Linked DNA regions of Homo sapiens: region 1 is linked to region 2. A link is a loop called in an ENCODE intact Hi-C map of the cell type or tissue named here. Cell type or tissue: PC-9. All regions are shown on one strand. Each heading gives the region's core, and the rest is flanking DNA. Links, peaks and the distances in the headings are about the cores only. Region 1 overlaps TIMM17A (translocase of inner mitochondrial membrane 17A). Region 2 overlaps NAV1 (neuron navigator 1).

Region 1 (9,890 bases), core at 1,168-9,167, 410 kb after region 2:
CTGATCCTAAACTCCTGGGCTCAAGCGATCCTCCCTGCCTCGGCCTCCCAAAGTGCTGGGATTACAGGGGTGAGCCACCGTGCCCAGCTGGAATCTCCTTTTTAGTAATTAAAACTCAGCATTTATATAGAAGCAGCCTAAAAGAGGTGTATTTATTTTTAGACAAGAGATGTGTTTCTGAAAAGCTGTGTAGGGGGGAAATCTTTGAAAACTTAATCATATTTTTCCAGTGAACTTACATGAAAAAGTTTGTCTTGTTTTGTTTTTGAGACAGAGTCTCGGTCTGTCGCCCAGGCTGGATTGCAGTGGTGCAATCTCAGCTTACTGCACCCTCCGCCTCCGGGGTGCAAGCGATTCTTCTGTCTCAGCCTCCTGAGTAGCTGGGACTACAGGTGCGCAACATCACACCTGGCTCATTTTTTTTTTGTATTTTTTAGTAGAGATGCAGTTTCACCATATTGGTCAGGCTGGTCTCGAACTCCTGACCTCGTGATCCGCCCGCCTTGACCTCCCAAAGTGCTGGGAATGTGAGCCATCGCGCCCAGCAAAAAAGTTTTTAAAACAGTGAAAAAAGGTTAGACAGAACTGTATGTAAATGGCAACAGTGGTTTTCATCGGCTTATCTTTTTTTGGGGTTTTTTTGTTTTTGTTTGTTTTTTTTTTTTTAGACAGACTTGCTCTGTCTCGCAGGCTGGAGTGCAATGGCGCGATCTCTTCTCACTGCAACCTCCACCTCCCAGGTTCAAGTGATTCTCCTGCCTCAGCTCCTGAGTAGTTGGGATTACAGACACCCTCCACCATGCCCAGCTAATTTTCATATTTTCAGTAGAGACGGGGTTTCGCCATGTTGTCCTGACCTCAGGTGATCTGCCCGCCTCAACCTCCCAAAGTGCTGAGATTACAGGCGAGAGCCACCGCACCCGGCCCCAGCTTATCTTTTTTACCCAGTATCTTCTCAAGTTTTCTGTAATTAACAGATAGTTGCATTTATAGTGAAGTAAAAATATATGAGTGAAACACTTTGAAAACTTCAGAGAATTCTGCCACTGCCCTCTTTCTCTCTTCCTTCCAGATATTTTTTAGTCTACTTCAGTTTTTCTTAAAGGAGAAAAGATTGATTCATCCCCTAAAAGTCTTTTTTTTTTTTTTAAGCCACTTTGTTTTACTTAGTTCACAGGCTCTCCTATCCTTTGAAAATGAAAACTGCAAGACTTTGTTCTACAGTAAGCTAGGGGGTGTCTTCCCATTTCAGAGCTCATTCCCTACTTAATTGGTTATATAAATTGGATTACCAAGTTCTCTTAAAACATGACTAGGATACTTATACTTTGTGAAAATAATTTTAAATAGCTACTGAAAAATATGACAAGAAGTGGGAGAAACTCTTCTAATCTTGATATATGGCAGCTTGTTACAGCAATTGCTTTAAAAACTTGAAGTTTGCTTCTTGCTATAATTAATCCGTCTGACTTTCCTAGCATAGTGTTTGAAAACTGTTCATTCTGGAGCATAGCAAGCCAGTCTGTCATATGTTATACCAAATTTGAAGGTTCTCCAGTACTCTTATGGGAATTAGGCAGATCTATAAAGAAATTTAGGGTTATAGCTTTAATTTAGCACATTTTTTTGTTGTTGATTGATTTACTCTCTATAGAGATTTGTTCTTTTTAATAATATAATATTCAGGTGATTTTTAAATCCTTTTTATTTCTCACTTGCAGGTCCTCAGTTTGCAGAAGACCCCTCCCAGTTGCCTTCAACTCAGTTACCTTCCTCACCTTTTGGAGACTATCGACAATATCAGTAGGACTTCTTTCCTAGGATTTCTTTAACAGAACGAGTTGTGGTTCGAGAAGGATTTCAGAAGATCAAGTTACAGTCTGTTTTTAAAACCATAGGTGGGACAGCTATGGCCAATAGGCTATAAAGAGACATTTAGCACTTTTTTCTATTTAAAGGAACAAGCGGGGAAGGGTGCTAAAAGATAATACGTTTATTTATTCACACTTGAATTGCATTTGTGATCAAAATAAATGTTTAAATCGCTAAAGGAAAATACAGTAAGTGCTTGAAAGATGAAGGACCAAAAGGCCAAAAAACAGTGAAATATGATCATCATCTCCTTGCGGACTTCTCTGCCTGGTTTTGTGTGTTCTGTTATTCAAACAATAAAAAGCTGGTGGAACTTACTCTTTCTTTTAAGATAAGTTGTAGACTTCGATGTTTCATGCTCATGTACTTCAAATAATGCATGTTTTATAGTTAGTCCCTCATCACTTGAAGTGACTTCTGAGAATTATGCAGAGTCAACATGGATCATTTCACAGTGAGATGCTTTATGGATTGAAGGATATGGTAAAATGTTTATAGTTTACTTTGAAAGTAAAATATACTATGTCTTGGTTTTGAGGATATTGGATACAAAACTCTCTTCCTTTAGGGCTACTGAGTCTTGATTCCTGATCATCAGAAATTTCACCAGAAACAACTTGCTTCCAATATACCCAATTCTATATGAAGAATTCATGGAGAGTGTACTGGCACTGGAAGAGTTTAGTGTTTCTTGTATGCTTGAAAATAAAGTATGTACTGTTTTGAATGTGTTCCAAGTCCTCTGCATAAACGATGTATTTTGGGGTCTGGTTGGGCCTGGAAAATGGATGAGCACTTCAGAACAGGTCATTTTCCTGATATTGGAAGTGACATGTGGCCCTATAGGAGGCATGATGTTAGTTAATTACACATTTGCCTACATCTGTGGGAAATGGAGAACAAAGCCATGTGGGTACTGTAAACACACGTTTATCTTTTGGCCCAATGCCATACATATGGTAGGCATTTAATTACTGATTGTGTTTGGATAATTTGGGAATTTTCGACTGTGGTAAAATATACATAAAATAATACTTATTAACCATTTGTAAGTGTATAATTCAGTGGCATTGAAATACAGTCATAATGTTGTATAACAGCCACCATTATGTATACCCAAAATGTTCTCATTATCATCAACATAAACTCCGTTTTGTTTTTAGAGACAGTGTCTTACTCTGTCACCCAGGCTGGAATGCAGTGGCACAGTCATAGCTTACTGCAGCCTCGAACTCCTGGCTTCGAGCCATCCTTCTGCCTCAGCCTCCCACACCCCATGCTGGGATTACAGGCATGAGCCACCATGTCCAGCCTTCACAAACATAAACTCTGTACCTGTTAAATAATAACTTCCCATTCTTTCCTCGCCACAACCACTAGTAACCACAATTCTGCTTTCTGTCTGTGAATTTGCCTTTTCTGGGTACCTTATATAAGTGGAATCATAAAATATTTGTTTTTGTGTGTCCGTCTTAATGCACTTAGCGTGTTTTAAGGTCCATGTAGTAGCATGTAGCAAAATTTATTTTTAGGGCTGAATAATATTCCATAGTGTGCATATACTACATTTTATTTGATGATCAGTTAGGTTGTTTCTACCTTTTGGCTATTGTGAATTATGCTGCTATGAACATTGGTGTACAACTATCTGTTTCAACTCCTATTTTTGGTTCTTTTGGATATATACATAAGAGTGAGATTACCGAGTCATATGGTAGTTCTAGGTTTAACTTTTTTTTTTTTAAAGACACAAGAGTCTGGCCGGGTGCAGTGGCTCACGTCTGTAATCCCAGCACTTTGGGAGGCCAAAGCGGGCAGGTCACAAGCTCAGGAGTTCGAGACCATCCTGGCTAACACAGTGAAATCCCGTCTCTACTAAAAATACAAAAAATTAGCTGGGCGTGGTGGTGGGCGCCTGTGGTCCCAGCTACTTTGGAGGCTGAGGCAGGAGAATGGCGTGAATCCGGGAGGTGGAGCTTGCAGTGAGCCGAGATCTTGCCACTACTCCAGCCTGGGCGACAGAGCGAGACTCCGTCTCAAAAATATAAAAGAAAGTGCTGGGCGCGGTGGCACACGCCTGTAATCCCAGCACTTTGGGAGGCTGAGGAGGGTGAATCACGAGGTCAGGAGTTCGAGACCAGCCTGGCCAACATGGTGAAACCCGGTGGGTACTAAAAATACAAAAAATTAGCTGGTAATGGTGCCGGGCACCTATAATCCCAGCTATTTGGGAGGCTGAGGCAGGAGAATCACTTGAACCTGGGAGGGAAGAGGTTGTAGTGAGCCAAAATCACACCACTACACTCCAGCCTGGGCAACAGTGCAAGACTGTCTCAAAACAAAAAAGTAATCCACTATTGCATGCCAATTTGGCACAAGATGTCAGATACAAAGCAAAACAGATGGGGTATTTCTGATGGGCATTTCAACCTTAAAAGTGAGAAACTAACTTCACTATTCCAGTAAAGACCTAGGGAAAACCTCCTTCCTAATCTGCTTGTTTCTCCAGTTATTTATTTCAGTTATTAAAACAATTTAGTTTTTTTACTTTTTATCTTGAGCTCTACTCTAGTATACCAAATTTAGTTTTAGAATATTTATTAAACAGTTCAGCTGGGGATGGTGGCTCATACCCATAATCCCAGCATTTTGGGAGGCTGAAGCAGGAAGGTCGCTTGAGGTCAGGAGTTGGAGACTAGCCTGGGCTAGTGAGACGCTAGCCACAAAATGTAAATTTAGCCAGAGATAGGGTGCACACCTGTAGTACCGGCTGCTTGGGAGGCTGAGGCGGGAGGATCCCTTGAGTCTAGGTGGTCAAGCCTGTAGTGACCTATGATTATGCCACTGCACTTCAGCCTGGGCAACAGAACAAGACTCTTTTGTTTGTTTGTTTGTTTGTTTGTTTGTTTGAGATGGAGTGCTAGGATTACAGGCATGAGCCACTGCACCTGGCCAGCACTTTCTTTAAATAGAGACAGAGTTTTGCCACATTGTCAAGGCTGATCTTGAACTCCTGGACTCAATCCTCCCACCTCGGCCTCCCAAAGTGCTGGGATTACAGGCGTGAGCCACTGTGCCTGGCCGAAATAGTGGATTTCTGAATCAGGGTTTGGAAGACATGGGTACAGCTGCACCTGCTATTGAAAGTGCATCTGTTTTTCACATAGGAAATGTCTGCAAATTATGAAAGCATGGTCATAGCTCCACCCTGTGGCATGTTACTTATAGTTAAAATTAATTGTCCAAATTCTATTCAGGCTGGGCCCAGTGGCTCATGCCTGTAATGCCAGCACTTTGGGAGGCTGAGGCGGGTGGATCACTTGGGGTCGAGACTTGAGGTTTCACCTTGTTGGTCAGGCTGATCTCGAACTCCCAACCTCAGGTGATCTGCCCGCCTCCGCCTCCCAAAGTGCTGGGATTACAGGCATGAACCACCGCATCTGGCCTCAAATAATAATAATAATAAATTCTATTCAGTCTGTTAGATCATGGATGAGACCTTGTCTCTACTAAAATTCAAAAAATTTAGCTGGGCATGGTGGCATATGTTTGTAGCCCCAGCTACTCAAGGGGGCTGAGGCAGGAGGATTCCTTGATCCTGGGAAATGGAGGGAGCAGTAAGCTGAGATCGCACCACTGCACTCCGGCCTGGGCAACAGAGCAAGACCCTGTCTCAAAAACAAGAAAATTGAGGGCCGGGTGCAGTGGCTCATGCCTGTAATCCCAGCACTTTGGGAGGCCGAGGCGGGTGGATCACAAGGTCAGGAGATTGAGATCATCCTGGCTAACATAGTGAAACCCCATCTCTACTAAAAATACAAAAAATTAGCCGGGCGTGGTGGCGGGCGCCTGTAGTCCCAGCTACTTGGGAGGCTGAGGCAGGAGAATGGCGTGAACCTGGGAGGCGGAGCTTGCAGTGAGCTGAGATCGCGCCACTGCACTCCAGCTTGGGTGACAGAGCGAGAGACTCTGTCTCAAAAACAGAAACAAAACAAGAAAATTGACAATGGCTAACATCTTTAGCTAATAAGACAAATAATTATTGGATATTTTCCCTCCTTTTCCCTATGTTTGACATATTCTAGTCCTTTTCAGTGCATAAAGCTAGGAAATATGTAGTATATAATCCATGCACATAAACTTCTGTTTATTTCTGTATCTGTCCTTGTGTTATAAAACAAAAACTAAGTCCCTCCAACTTCAATCTGGCACCACAGGATTCATTCTAGCTGTCTCTCTTAGTTGTAACAGCAAGAAACCTGGCTTCTCATTATAATAATTTGCTCATTTGTTCAATCCTGGTTACATATATTTTGGACTTAGTAAATCATAGCTCTGAGAAATGGATTTGCCAGCTAGAACAGTGTTTGTACACAGTTGTTTTCAGTCTTCAGTATCTATTCAAAACATGTTCCAAAGCTATTTAATTATACTCCTTTCTCCCCCACTCTCTTCAGTGTGGTTATGCAATTCATTTGCAATGTGATTGTATTCATTTCCCCAGACTTCATTCCATCTTTCTCTCCACATCTTGGTGGATTTTTAAATTACATTCAGTAAAATTCACTATGGGGTACAGTTCAGTTAATTTTGATAAATGCTTAGAGATGGCTACCCACCACCACAGTTTCACACAGATAATCTTAAACTACAATCACATCACTCCCAAAATGTCTTCATGCTGCCTTTTTCTTTTCTTTTCTTTTCTTTCTGAGACAGGGTCTTGCTCTGTTGCCCAAGCTGGCATGCAGTGGTGTGATCAGGGCTCACTGCAGCCTTGACATCCCAGATTTGAGCAATCCTCCTGCCTCAGCCCTTTGAGTAGCTGGGACTACAAGCATGTGCCACCATGCCCAGCTAATTTTTTTTTTTTAATTTTAGTAGAGACCAGGTCTCACTATATTGCCCAGACTGGTCTCGAACTCCTGAGCTCAAGCAATCCTCCTACCTTGGGCTCCCAAAGGGCTGGTATTACTGGTGTGAGCCACTGTTCCCGGCCCATGCTGCCTTTTTATAGCCAACCCCTCTCCCTACTCCTTCCAACCCGTGGCAACTACTGGTGTGTTTTTTGTCTGTAGTTTTATCTTTTCAGTAGATAAATGGAATCTTACGACATGTAGTATTTGGATCTAGTTTCTGTCATTTAGCAAAGTGCATTTAATTCATTCATGATGGTATGTGAATCAATCATTTATTCCTTTTTATTCCATTGTGCAGATGTACTCTTGTTTATTCATCTCTTCACCAGTTGAAGGACATTGGAGTTATTTCCAATTTTTCATGATTATTCATAAAGTTGCTATAAACCTTTACTTACTGGTTTTTGTGTGAACATGTTTTCATTTATCTTGGATAAAATAAATAGGATCACTAGGTTGTAAGGCAAGTATATGTTTAATTTTATAAGAAAATGCCAAATTGTTTCCCAAATTGTATCATTTTACGCTCTCACCAGCAACCTATGAGGGTTCTGGCTGCTGTGTATCCTTGGCACTTGGTAGTGCCATTTTTTTTTTTATGTTAGCAATTCCGATAGGTGCTAGTGGTTTTAATTTTCCTTTCTCTAATGACTAATGATGTCCATCCTTTCATCTGTTTGCCATCTGTGTGTCTTTTTTAGTGATGTGTCTGTTCAAATCTTTCATGCTTTTGTTTTTGTTTTGTTTTGTTTTGAGACAGGGTCTGGCTCTATCACCCATGCTGGAGCATTGGTGCAGTGGTATAATCTTGGCTCCCGCCTGCAACTTCCACCTCCTGGGCTCAAGCAATCCTTCCCGCTCAGCCTCCTGAGTAGCTGGGACTACAGACACATGCCACCAAGCTTGGCTAATTTTTGTACTTTTTTGTAGAGACAGGTTTTCACCATGTTGCCTAGGCTGGTCTTGAACTCCTAAACTCAAGCCATCTGCCCGCCTCGGCCTCCCAAAATGCTGGGATCACAGGCCGGGCATGGTGGCTCACGCCTTTAATCCTAGCACTTTGGGAGGTCGAGATGGGCGGATCACTTGAGGTCAGGAGTTTGAAACCAGCCTGGCCAACATGGTGAAACACTGTCTCTACTAAAAATACAAAAAAAATTAGCCAGGCGTGGTGGTGGGCACCTGTAATCCTAGCTACTTGGGAGGCTGAGGCAGGAGAATTGCTTGAACCCGGGAGGCGGAGGTTGCAGTGAGCCGAGATGGCACCACCGCACTCCAGCCTGGGTGATAGAGTGAAACCCCGTCTCAAAAAAAAAAAAAAAAAGTGCTGGGATTACAGGCATGAGCCACCACACCCAGCCACATTTTTAAATTGTTTTTCTTACTGTTTAGTTCTGAGAGTTCTTTATATATTGTGATATAAGTCCATTGTAAGACATGTGACCCGCAATTATTTTTTGTACATTTGTCAAAAGTCTGTTTCTTGAATCTCTATTCTGTCCCATTGATGTATGTGTCTACCTTTCATCAGGGTCACACCATTGCTTTATAGTAAGTTTTGAAATGAGTATGAGTCTTCCAATTTTGTTTATTTTTTCAACATCATTTTGGCTATTCTAGTTTCTTTGCCTGTCCCTATAAATTTTATAATTAGATTGTTGTTATCTACGAAAAATCCTGCTGGGGTTTTTATTGGGATTGAGTTTTATCTGTGTTTTGCAATTTTAGCATATAGTCCTGCATATAATTTGTTATATTTAAACCTCAATATTTCATTTTAGGAAATGCTTTGTAAATAGTATTGGGTTTTTTGGTGGTTTTTTGTTGTTGTTGTTGTTTTTGTGGGGGTTTTTTTGTTTTTATTTTTTTAGACCTAGTCTCGCTCTTCGCTCAGACTGGGGTGTGCAGTGGTGTGATCTTGGCTCACTGCAACCTCCACCTCCTGTGTTCAAGCGATTCTCCTGCCTCAGCCTCATGAATAGCTGAGATTACAGGCACCTGCCACTGCACCTGGGTAATTTTTGTATTTTTAGTAAAGATGGGGGTTCACCATGTTGGCCAGGCTGGTCTCAAACTCCTGACCTCAGGTGATCCACCCGCCTCGGCCTCCCAAAGTGCTGGGATTATAGGCATGAACCACTGTGCCCAGCCTGGTATCGGTTTTTAAATTTCAAATTTCATTGTTCATTACTAGTAAATAGAAATACAGGCTGGGTGCAGTGGCTCACGCCTGTAATCCTAGCACTTTAGGAGGCTGAGATGGGTGGATCACTTGAGGCCAGGAGTTAGAAAGGCACCCAGCCTGGCCAACATGGTGAAACCCCGTCTTTACTAAAAAATACAAAAATTAGCCAGGCATGGTGGCACATGCCTGTAGTCCCAGCTACTCTGAAGGCTGAGGCACAGGAATTGCTTGAACCCTGGAGGTGTAGATTGCAGTGAGCCGAGATCATGCCCCTGCACTCCAGCCTGGACAACAGAGCAAGACCCTGTCTCAAAAAAAAAAAAAAAAAAAAAGGCCAGGTGCAGTGATTCACACCTGTAATCCCAGCACTTTGGGAGGCAGAGGAAGGTGGATCACCTGAGGTCAGGAGTTCGAGACCAGCCTGGCCAACATGGCGAAACCCCATCTCTACTAAAAATACAAAAATTAGCTGGGCGTGGTGGCACGCACCTGTAATCCCAGCTACTTGGGAGGCTGAGGCAGGAGAATGGCTTGAAGCAGGAGAATGGCTTGAACCTGGGAGGTAGAGGTTGCAGTGAGCCAAGATTGTGCCACTGCACTCCATCTTGGGTGACAGAGCAAGATTCCATCTCTAAAAAAAAAAAAAAAAAAAAAAAGTATTCCCTGATCTGTTAATTACTTTAATTACTGGGAGAGGCATGTAACGTTTCTTACTCTGTTGGTGAATTTGTCCATTTTCCCTTGTGTTCTGTTAATTTTTTTATTTTTTGATACAGGGTCTTGCTCTGTTGCCCAGGCTGGAGTGCAGTGGCATGATCTCGGCTCACTGCAGCCTTGATCTCCTGGGCTCAAGTGATCCTCCTACCTCAGCCTCCCAAGTAACTGGGACCACATGTATGCACCACCATGCCCAG
Region 2 (9,890 bases), core at 1,261-9,260:
ATGTGACCCACACCGGATCCAGATATGGAACATTTCCATCAACCCACAGAATTTCCCTCCTGTCCCTTTTGTCAATGTGCTCCCACCCACTGTCTCCGTGTTCTGATTCGTATCATCATAGATTAGTTTTGCCTGCTCTTGAACTTCATATAAATGGAATCATGTGGTAGGTTCTATTTTGTGTCTGGCTTCTTAGCTCAGCATAATGTTTTTGAGATTCATCCATGTTGAATGATGTATTTTGCTTCTTTTAATTTCTGACGTATGAATGTGCCACAGTTTGTTTATGGGAGGAAACTTGAGATTCCTTTCATTGCGGTAGGATTCACATCTATCCAGCATCAATAGAGTATCTGCCAGGGTTTTGAGAGTTAAGCTGGTCGGTCCTTAGTGGATGTTTAAAGTGTTCAGTGTCACCTTCTTTGTTCCCAGACAACTTCCCCATTTCTGTGTCTTGCTGTAAAAGACCATAATGCCTTTTCTTCCCTCCATGGACTGGAGCTGCCTTTATCTCCTGGAGCTGGGAAGTTCAGATCATTTGTAGAGGGGCCCCTGGTTTCCCCATAAGACAGAATGTTATTCTTTAATCTGAATTGAGCTGACACGTGTTGACAGACAGGGGTGTCTGGCCCTGCATGTGGGAAACACAGGTCCACGTGCAAGACTGGAGCCTGTGGTGGGGAGACACTGGTGACCCGGAGCCAAGAAGTGACATGATGAAGCTGTTTTACCAGCAGGACGGCCCTAATGGCAGGGACCACGTCTGTTCTGTTCACCGATGGGAAGCCAGCACATAGCACAGAACCTAGCAAGCAGTGGGCATTCCATAAAGAGGTGTGGGACCAACTAATGGCTTGGAAGAGGGAGAGTTGGGCCAGCAGATGTACTGTCACGTTCCTGACATGCAAAGTCTGGGCTAGGGCGGCCCTGCTGGGGAAGGAAAGGAAGAGCCGTGGGAGAGACTTTTTACAAAGGAAAACCGAACAGGACTGGATGACTGTGGAACATGGGAGGGACACAACAGAGAGCAGAATCCAAAAGTCGTGCAGTCTTTTTGGAAGAGCACTGGACTGAAAGTTGAGTCCCTCCTGCACCTTTTGGCATATAACCTGGGTAACTCATTTAACCTGTCTCAGTCTTAGAGTCCTTATCCATCAAATGATCAGTTTGCTAGGGCTGCCATAACAAAGTACCACTAAGTGGGTGGCTTAATGAAACAGAAATCTATAGTGTCAGTTCTGGAGGGTAGAAGTCTGAAATCGAGGTGTTGGCAGGGTCATACTCCCTCTGAAATTAGTGGAGAATTTTTCCTTGCCTCTTCTAGTGTCCGGTGCTTTCCGACAATCCTTGTCATCCCTTGGTGTAGAGACACATCACTCCGATTTCTGCCTTCACCGCTGCATGGCCATCTCCTCCCTGTGGCCTTCACATCCTCTTCCCTCTGTGTATGTCTATGTCCAAATTTCCCTCTCCTTATAAATACAGCAGTCATACCAGATTAGGAGCTCACTCTACTCCAGTATGACCTCATCTTCACTAATTACTTCTTCAATGACCCTATTTCCAAATAAGGTCACATTCGGAGACACTGGGAATTAGTACTTCAATTATCTTTTTTGGTGACACAATTCAACCCATAACATGCCACCTGCCACAAGATTGAATGAGGCAATCCTTTGTCATTGTTGCAGGTAAGGCAAGAATCAGGGGAGATTTTGGCCAGAGACCTACTTTTAACATTCTATGTGACCTCGTTCAAATCTCTTCTCCTCTCTGGATCTCAGTTTCCTCATCTACAAAATGATCTGTAATGTCTTCCCTAGATGTAAATCCCACAACTCCTTGACTCTGAAGCTCTGAGGTTTTGAGTCTGGGGGCCTGGGAGAGCTGTGGAGCTACTAACAGATATGGGGAAGTCAGGAGGGTAAGCCAGTCTGGGGATCAGAAGCTTCCTCTAGGTTCCATCCCTCATTTGGGAACTCAGCCCTCTTCTCCTGGTGGCCGGGACCCTGGAAAGTCCCAAGCATCTTCTATCCCCATCCCCTGCGCCATCACCCCTACCTTAGTGAGGCTCAGAAGGAGGGAGGGCTGCTATAAATAGCACCCTGGAATCAAAAGGCCCTCTTCCTGTGCAGGAAACACAGCGGCCTAATGGAGGCAGGAAAAAGGTGTTTCCGAAAGAGAGGCCAGAAAAGGGAGGGGCAGTGGGGATTCGGGAGCCAGATGGGTTCCCGGGTGCTGGAGCAAAGGTGCTGTGAAGGGAGATGGGGGGCGGGGGGCGGGGCAGATTTAATAACAGCTTCTGGGGTACTACTTGAGGTCGGCCTATCTGGAACCCCAAGAGAACAGTCTGTGGAAAAGGCCCAAGAGGTATTTGAGTTGGGAGACTTAGGATTTCAGGTCCGAAAGTGGGGATTGAAAATGCCACATTCATTAATTCACTGATCCATTCATTCATTCACTAGATATTAGCCACAGCTTAGGACTGTCCTAGGTGCTAAGGACAAACAGTATAACGCTCTTTTATAAAAAATAGTCTGAGACCTGGAGCAGTGGCTCATGCCTGTCACTTTAGAAGGCCAAGGTGGGTAGATTGTTTGAGCCCAGGAGTTTGAGACCACCCTGGACAACATACAGAGTCCCCATCTCTACAAAAAATAAAAATAAAAAAATTAGTCGGGCATGGTGGTGGGTGTCTGTAGTCCCAGCTACTCGGGAGGCTGAGGCAGGAGACTTTCTTGAACCTGGGAGGCAGAGGTTGCAATGAGCTGAGATCGCACCACTGCACTCCAGCCTGGGGGACAGAGGAAGACCCTGTCTCAAAAAAGAAAAAAAAAAAAAGGTCTGGTAAGCAAACCAGTGATTACACCCCAGTTGTAATAGCTCAGGACAGTGGGGGGACAGTGGAGGGACTGTAACCCCTGGAGGGGCAGGAAGGGCCTCTTGGGAGGTGAATTCCTCCTCCTGGGCTTGCAGGAATTAAGTCAGGCAAAGACTGGGTTGGAGGGGAGGGAACTGGGGGGCCTTCCAGGCAAGGGGAGAAAAATACTTGGACTCTTCCCCTCTGCTGTCCTAGCCCCAACCTTAGTCCAACCTGGGCCAGCAGCAGAGGTCTAAGGACCAGCCCTGCCCCCTCCATAGAGGCTTGCCACCAGTCCTTGGGGCCCTCTCTGGAGAAATGCCCCTCTCCTCACCAGCAAAGAGCACCATCCTCCAAATGCCTGTGTGGAAAACGGGTCTCAAGTGACCTCTCAATGGAGAGCCCTAGAAAATCATTAGTGTTCCCCCTGTAAAAACAGGGGCTTAATTCTACGGGCAAATATCTCAGGCAAAAGCTCAGACCAGTAGACTCGTCTCTGGTGCAAAGGAGGAAGATGAGTCAGCCAGGGTCCCGGGAACCCTGACTCCATGATCCTGCCAGACCACAGGGCCCCCACTTAAGGCTTGGAGGGGGCTGAGATGAAAATGATCTACTGTTTCTCTTAGGAAGCCCTAGGGAAGTCCAGTTTGGTGTCAAGTTGAAGATTTCTATGCATTCCCACGGCACCAACTGTGATGGTGAAATGCCACATTTCAGCCCCAATCATTCAGCCAGATTGGATTGCAATTAGTACCTGAGGCAGGAGCCCAATGCCCTCTGAGGTGCCTGGGTGAATTTCAACTTCTGTGCTGCTCCTTTTGTGAAACAATGCAAGAGATTCTGGAAGAAAGACAAAGGGTTGGGGGATGTGCTTGTCCAATGTCCTTCAGCACAGCCCACAGGACAGCCTTCAGACGTGTCCTGAGGCTTGTGTGCCCAATCACACATGCAAGGAATTAGGGGCCTGCCTTAGGGCTTGATTCCAGGACATTTACTCCCCATGGGGAGATCACTTACAAAGCTGCACTGTGGCCCCAGAGGTTCCCCTGGGCTAGTCTTAGAGAGAATTAAAGTCAGAAACCACCCAGCCTCCCCAAAACACTTAACTACCACCTCCAAATTAGCACCGTCCTTGGCTGGTAATCAAATTCTAGGAGATAGTTCCTGATCTTCCCAGTTTTCAGGTGGGTTAACTGAGGACCGGCTTGCCCACACCACTTAGGCTAGATAGAACAAGTAATTAAAGCCCAGAAATAGCTGGCTGAGATCCAGCCTGTTTAATGTAATAATGCTGAGAAATGTCAAACGTGGTTTTGTTCCAATAGGAGTGGAAGGGATGAAGAGAGACAGGAAGAAAGCACTCTATGTAGTTTCTGGAGTTGGCTGTAGAAGGACGAAAGGACTCCTCAGGGGCTGCGGAAAGGAAGCCATCTATGTGCTGGGCGGTGACTGAGCTGTGCATGGAACCCTGCGCAAGGGGCTTGGAGGGGCAGAAAGGAGGAGGCCTGGACTCCAAAAAACAAAAACAGAAACCAGGGATAAGAATAAGGGTGAAACAGAACTGGGTTTCTATCCTGCTGCCTCTTCCTAGCTGTGCGACTTCGTGCATATTATTTATCCCCTCAATGTTTTCGTGCTTTGTAGGAGCCAAGGGAAAGCTTTCCCACCACCCTCTGAAACTTCACTGAAAATAAACTGACGATATGTAGATAAAAGGCAGATAAACTTATTTAACGTGCATAAGCTCATGGGAATCACAGGAGAATGGTCACTCCATAACCCAGTGAGGTCCAGAGGCTTATATACCCTTCTACATAGGGGAAGGGGAAATGCGGGCCATATGGCCATTTTGAAGAGTAGGCAGTGATTTTTCGGGGAAATGAATGAGCCCAGTGCTCAGATAATGGTTAGTAAATCATTCTCTTTGGGAATTGAATGGAACCAAAGAACGAACACTGGTTTGGGACAAAATTTGTCTGGGATCTAGGTGTGGTGTTTTTTGTTTGTTTGTTTTGAGATGGAATCTTGCTCTGTCGCCCAGGCTGGAGTGCAGTGGCACAATCTCGGCTCACTGCAACATCTGCCTCGCGGGTTCAAGCGATTCTCCTGTCTCAGCCTCCTGAGTAGCTGGGATTACAGGCGCACACCACCACGCTGGCTAATTTTTGTATTTTTGGTAGAGACGGGGTCTCACCACGTTGGTCAGGCTGGTCTTGAACTCCTGACCTCGTGATCCACCCGCCTCGGCCTCCCAAAGTGCTGGGATTACAGGCGTGAGCCACCGCGCCCGGCACAGGTGTGGTGTTTAATTTTCAGTCTCTTCCTCTGTGATATGAATTTTAATCTTCTATGGTTAATAAAACTTCAGGGAAGGAATCAAAAGCAATTGTGTTCCTCTTTGGGGTCTGGCTTCTAGGGAGATAAGAGAATTCCAGAGAATAGTCTCATCCTGTGCTTTGAGAAAGATGGATGATTGAGAGGCAGGAGTTGGGGTGGGGGAAGTCAGAGGTACCTTGAGTCTGCTTCTTTAGTTCAGCATGTCAAAAGGCCATATTATGGGGTATCGTTTTCTGAGCCCCAACACCTTCATCTGTAAAATGGGAATAATTTTAACCTAGCTCATTGGATAACCTTGTTCACAAGGATTGAAGGAGATAACGCGTATAACACCTTTAGCATAGCGCCAGGCATATGGAAAGGGGTTGTTGATAGCTCTTGGCCTTCTGGAGCCCGTTTCCCCTCTGTAAATTGGGGGTTATTTATGGTCCTTACGGGCCTGCCGAGAGGCTACCATGAATTGTGGTTATAAAGGGCCTGGCTATGAAATAGATGCTCAATAAATGTTTCCTGCCCTTGAGAAGCTCCCCATCCATTTGGAGAGACCAGAAGCACACCCTTGGAGGATCTGACACTGGAGACTCGCACATAAACCACCAGGAACAGTGCTCTTCCAACAGTTGCTGCTTTTAAGTCTCTTGTAGGTTGGGGGAGGCTGAGGGTCCTTAGAGTTACGACTGGGAGCAGGGTTTTGATGGAGGTGAGAAGCTTTGTCCGAGATGATGGTCGAGGTGCCATGCATGTGGGCAGAGGGCAGCAAAATTGTCCATTGAAGCACTGATCGCTGAAGCTGGAGTGTGAGGAAAGGGAAGGCCTGTTAGCCCAGAGCTGTGGAAGGATTAGCCTCCTTTCTCCTGTGCAGGTTTCATTTAGCAGCCCTTAAGAACAGTGCAGTGTCCATCCACTTCTCTTTGGACAGAACCCCGTGCCATCCGCCAATAGGTGCTTAATAAAGGCGGTGTAGAGGGATTCTGGGAAGGAGGAAGAATCTGGTTCGGCCTTTGTCTGCATGGCCTTGCATCTTCCTGTTGCCGCCACCAGAGGGTGCAGTTGCCCAGCAGAACCCAGCCCGATCCCCACGCCCTCCTCTCCTATGCAGGCAGCTCGCAGCTCTGCATCTTGTGGGCTAAGGAAGCAGGTCCCACAGGCACGTGTCCCCTCCTTCTCAGACTGGAAGAAAGTTGGGGTGAGAGGCTCAGGCTGGGGCAGTCCTGCACTGTGCGGGAAGCCAGGCAGGGTAGGGCGGCCGAGGAAGTTCAGAGGATGGGAAGAGCAGAACCGTATCTGTCTCTCTGTGTTGTGTTTGCCTCTGCCTTGCTGGGTGGTATCAAAAAACTCTCCTATTCTTGATTTAGGTTCCATCTTCTATAAACCACACCCCTCCTCAACAAAAACCAAGATTCTTGCTTTCTCTCATGTAACTTTCATTTTTTTCAGGATGTAAAACCCATTAAGGATCTTGGGTGATAGAGTATGGGACAGGCTAGAATGCTATTTGATGGCAAGAGCAAAAGGTCAATAATTTTTCAGCCTGGCTGCTGCTTCTTATGGAATCTTCTTCCCTTTGGGTTATGGACCCCTTAGCCAGCGCCAGCTTCCCCTCCACCATCAGCATATCCCTCCTGCCAGGCCAGAACAACTTGCCCCATTGAAGATCCCAAACTACTAGTGGTCTAGCCTTGGCCATCCTGGTGTGGTGACCAACAGGCAAGAGCCCAGTGACCCTGCATCCGGGGTGTTTGGGGTGCCAGAGAGAAGCAGAGGAGGAGCTGGAATTGGCAATGGACCCTAGGTTCCTTGCCAGAGCTCTTGCCCCACAGCAGGCCCTGAGAAACAGGATATTTAATGAAATCCTGTCTCCCAGTCCTTCAATGCCCAAGTCACTGTTCCCGTGGAAAGACACTGATGTTTGTACAGATGTGCATCTCTGTTGCTGCGTGGCAGCATTTTTATCTCCTGTCTCTGCAGAGCCCCTTCCCTGGGACTGAGGAGCCACAGAAGGCTTTGGGATCTGTGGATCCTTGCCATGAGCCGAGACCTCCCAGAGCTCCAGCACAATGACGGGAAGGCCAGGCTGCTATTCCAGGCCAGCCCTGGGTGCCACAAAGCAGACAGTGGGCTCAGGGAACATAGTCAGCATTTCCGTTGCATTTGCCACCACCACAGGCTTTCCAGTGGCGTGCAGCAGTCGCTACTCTTTCCACAGGTACCAGGGAGTGTGTTCATCCAGTGACTGGCTTGGGACCAACCTGGGGTGGGGCTTTGATTTCTGAACCTTTTCTCCATGAGACCCCAAGAAGCCCCTGCCTTGACCACAGCTTGCCTCTGTGGTGGGTGGGACCCCTTGCTAGTGGAGGATGGGAGCTCCTTTGTGAGTCCTTCTCTTCATTTTAAAGGGACAGAGTCGGCAGTCCCTCTTGCTGCTGGGACAGTGGGATATTGTCAGTCAATGAAGTAGTCCTAAGTGTAGTAATTTTTAGTGTTGTGAGAATGGTGATTTGCAACAGGAAACAAGAACTAGCTCCCAGCCTAAAGGGTGATGTGGGAAAAGAAGGTAAACGAATCTGCCCCATCACACATGGTGTTACGCAAAAACAGGATGTGGGAGCTGCACAGATCTGAGTTCAAATCCTGATTCTGTTACTTACTTACTTACTAGCTGGGTAACTAACCAGGGTGCTTTAGTTTCCTTGACTGTAAATGAGGTAATTGTGAGAATTAAAGAAGATTAAATCTGTATAGTAGCTGGCATATGCTAGACATTCAATAAAAGTTAGTTTCCTTCACTTCCATTATCCATGTTTCTAGATTTTTCTTCTGAGTCCTTTTTTTCTGGACATTGGAAGCTCCCCACAGATACAGAAGTTTTTCCCTATTAGGCAGTAGGCTTCCTGGGGGCAGGGTTCTGTCTCTTCCATTAGTGTAGGATCTGGTTAAGGACAAGGCTGTGTTTGGCTGTGTTCCCTACTCAGCCTGGGGCCTCCATGAGATTAGGAACTGTGCCTTGCCCATCAGCCTGGGAACTCCCTGCAGGCTGGGGCTCTGTTCCTCCATCAGATCCCCCATGTTCAGGGCCCTTAGGCAGTAAGCTTGGTCACAGCATGAGACTATCAATGGTTGGAACAAAGGCACCCAGTTAGGTTTAGGTTTGAGAATCAACCAAGGAGACCAAGGAGGTTCTGAAGGTATTTTTTATTTATTTATTCCTATTTATTTTTCGGTTTTTTTAGAGACAAGGTCTTGCTCTGTCACCCAGGCTGGAGTGCAGCGGCACCATCATAGCTCACTGCAGCCTTGAACTCCTGGGCTCAGGCGGTTCTCCCACCTTAGCCTCCTAAGTAGCTGAGACTACAGGCACACACCACCTTGCCTGGCTAATTTTTTTTTTTTTTTTTGTAGAGACAGCTGGGTTGGGAAGTCTCACTATGTTGCCTAGGCTGGTCTCGAACTCCTGGGCTCAAGTGATCCTCTGGCCTTTCAGCCCCAAAAGTGCTGGAATTACAGGCATGAGCCACCAAACCCAACCTGAAGGTATTTTTCTAAGGTCAAGTATGCCCCCCGACCTTGGGTCCTAGTTGGTAGAAAGCATTTCCGAAGTGGAGACATCTGGATGGCAGATGTGAAGTTGGCTGGGATGGGCGAAGGTCTGGAAGGCTTCAGATTCCAGGCCCCATGACTCACTCCTCCATCACAGCAACCCCTCAGCAGCTGGGCCTCCTGAGCCCTGGGCAGGACAGGGTTAGTGGGCCAGGCCCAGGTGGGCAGTGGTCCTTTGCCTTGGACACTGTATGGTCTGAAAGGATCCCGGCAGGACTGATCACTTTTGAAACTGCTTTCTGAAAGCTCCAAGCTTCCTTCTGAGTGGAGCTTAAGATATAATATTAAGCAGGTCATTCTAGGACTGTATGAGAGCAGAATGTGGCATCTCTTTCTGTTTTAGCTTGCAGGGTACTTCTAGGCGGTTGGTGCTCTCTCCTGGGCCTGGTGGATGGAAGGGAGCAGGCAGGGAGGGGTGGGGCAGGCCCTGCCTACAGAGCCTGTCAGTAGGGAACCAGTGAGTCACCAGAAGTCCAATACCTCAGTCCAGATCCTGGATGCTGTTGGATCACGGGATCTGTCTGAGCATCAGTTTCCTTTTCTGAAAAGTAGGGATGATAACAGCCTAGGACGGTGGGTGAATCAGTGAGGTAATGCACAGGAACACGCATAGTAAATAGTTTTTGCCAGAGTGGGTGGTTATGAGTATTTAGAGTGGCCTGAGCCTCCCAATTGAAATATCCTGGCCTTTTGTCAAGTCCTAAGAGAGGATGTGTGGGGGAAGCTACAGACTAATGAAGAGGTGACCGGATCGTCAGAGGGTGCAGACATGCTTAGCAAGCTGGTGGTGCGACTCAGGGCTAGCTGCCCCTGGTCACGCTCCCCCTGTGCATCCGCGGCAGCAGGAAACATTTGTCCTCAGGAAACAGCCCCTCGAAGAGCGTCCGGACGCCGGGACCCAGCCTGGATGGCAGAGGGGGCGTTAACTCGTCCCACAGGTGCCACTGACCCAACACGATTTTTTTTCTGGTGTATCTTTCTGGGAGATGTATCTTTCTGGGAGATGTTGGAACTGGGCCCAGAGAAAAGCATACGAGACCACAATCCCCAAGACACTGCTTGGTGGGGTACCCCACATGTCTGCTTCAAGTGCCAC

What was found. A loop is a pair of places that touch in the nucleus more often than their neighbours do. Peaks named below come from ENCODE experiments on the same cell type or tissue, not always from the same donor. Only the 100,000 strongest peaks of a DNase experiment are listed, where the experiment ranks them.
Region 1: a loop joins it to region 2, with 4 times the contacts of the local background. A loop is called at or near these places in 4 of 110 quality-filtered maps.

What each region holds. Positions count from the first base shown.
Region 1 is chr1:201,967,748-201,977,637 of GRCh38, forward strand. It overlaps TIMM17A (translocase of inner mitochondrial membrane 17A), which reads left to right. Exons shown (of 6, transcript NM_006335.3): 6 at 1,722-2,917. The coding sequence ends at 1,807. Among named protein-coding and RNA genes, the nearest start is that of SNORA70H, 5.8 kb to the right of the region's middle. RefSeq lists a silencer at 3,046-3,223. In PC-9, for the core only: CTCF peaks have their summits at 5,060 (motif pointing left) and 5,259; a DNase peak (open chromatin) is centred at 5,054.
Region 2 is chr1:201,553,597-201,563,486 of GRCh38, forward strand. All of the region lies in intron 1 of NAV1 (neuron navigator 1), which reads left to right. Among named protein-coding and RNA genes, the nearest start is that of NAV1, 19 kb to the left of the region's middle. In PC-9, for the core only: CTCF peaks have their summits at 6,234 (motif pointing right) and 6,435; a DNase peak (open chromatin) is centred at 6,275.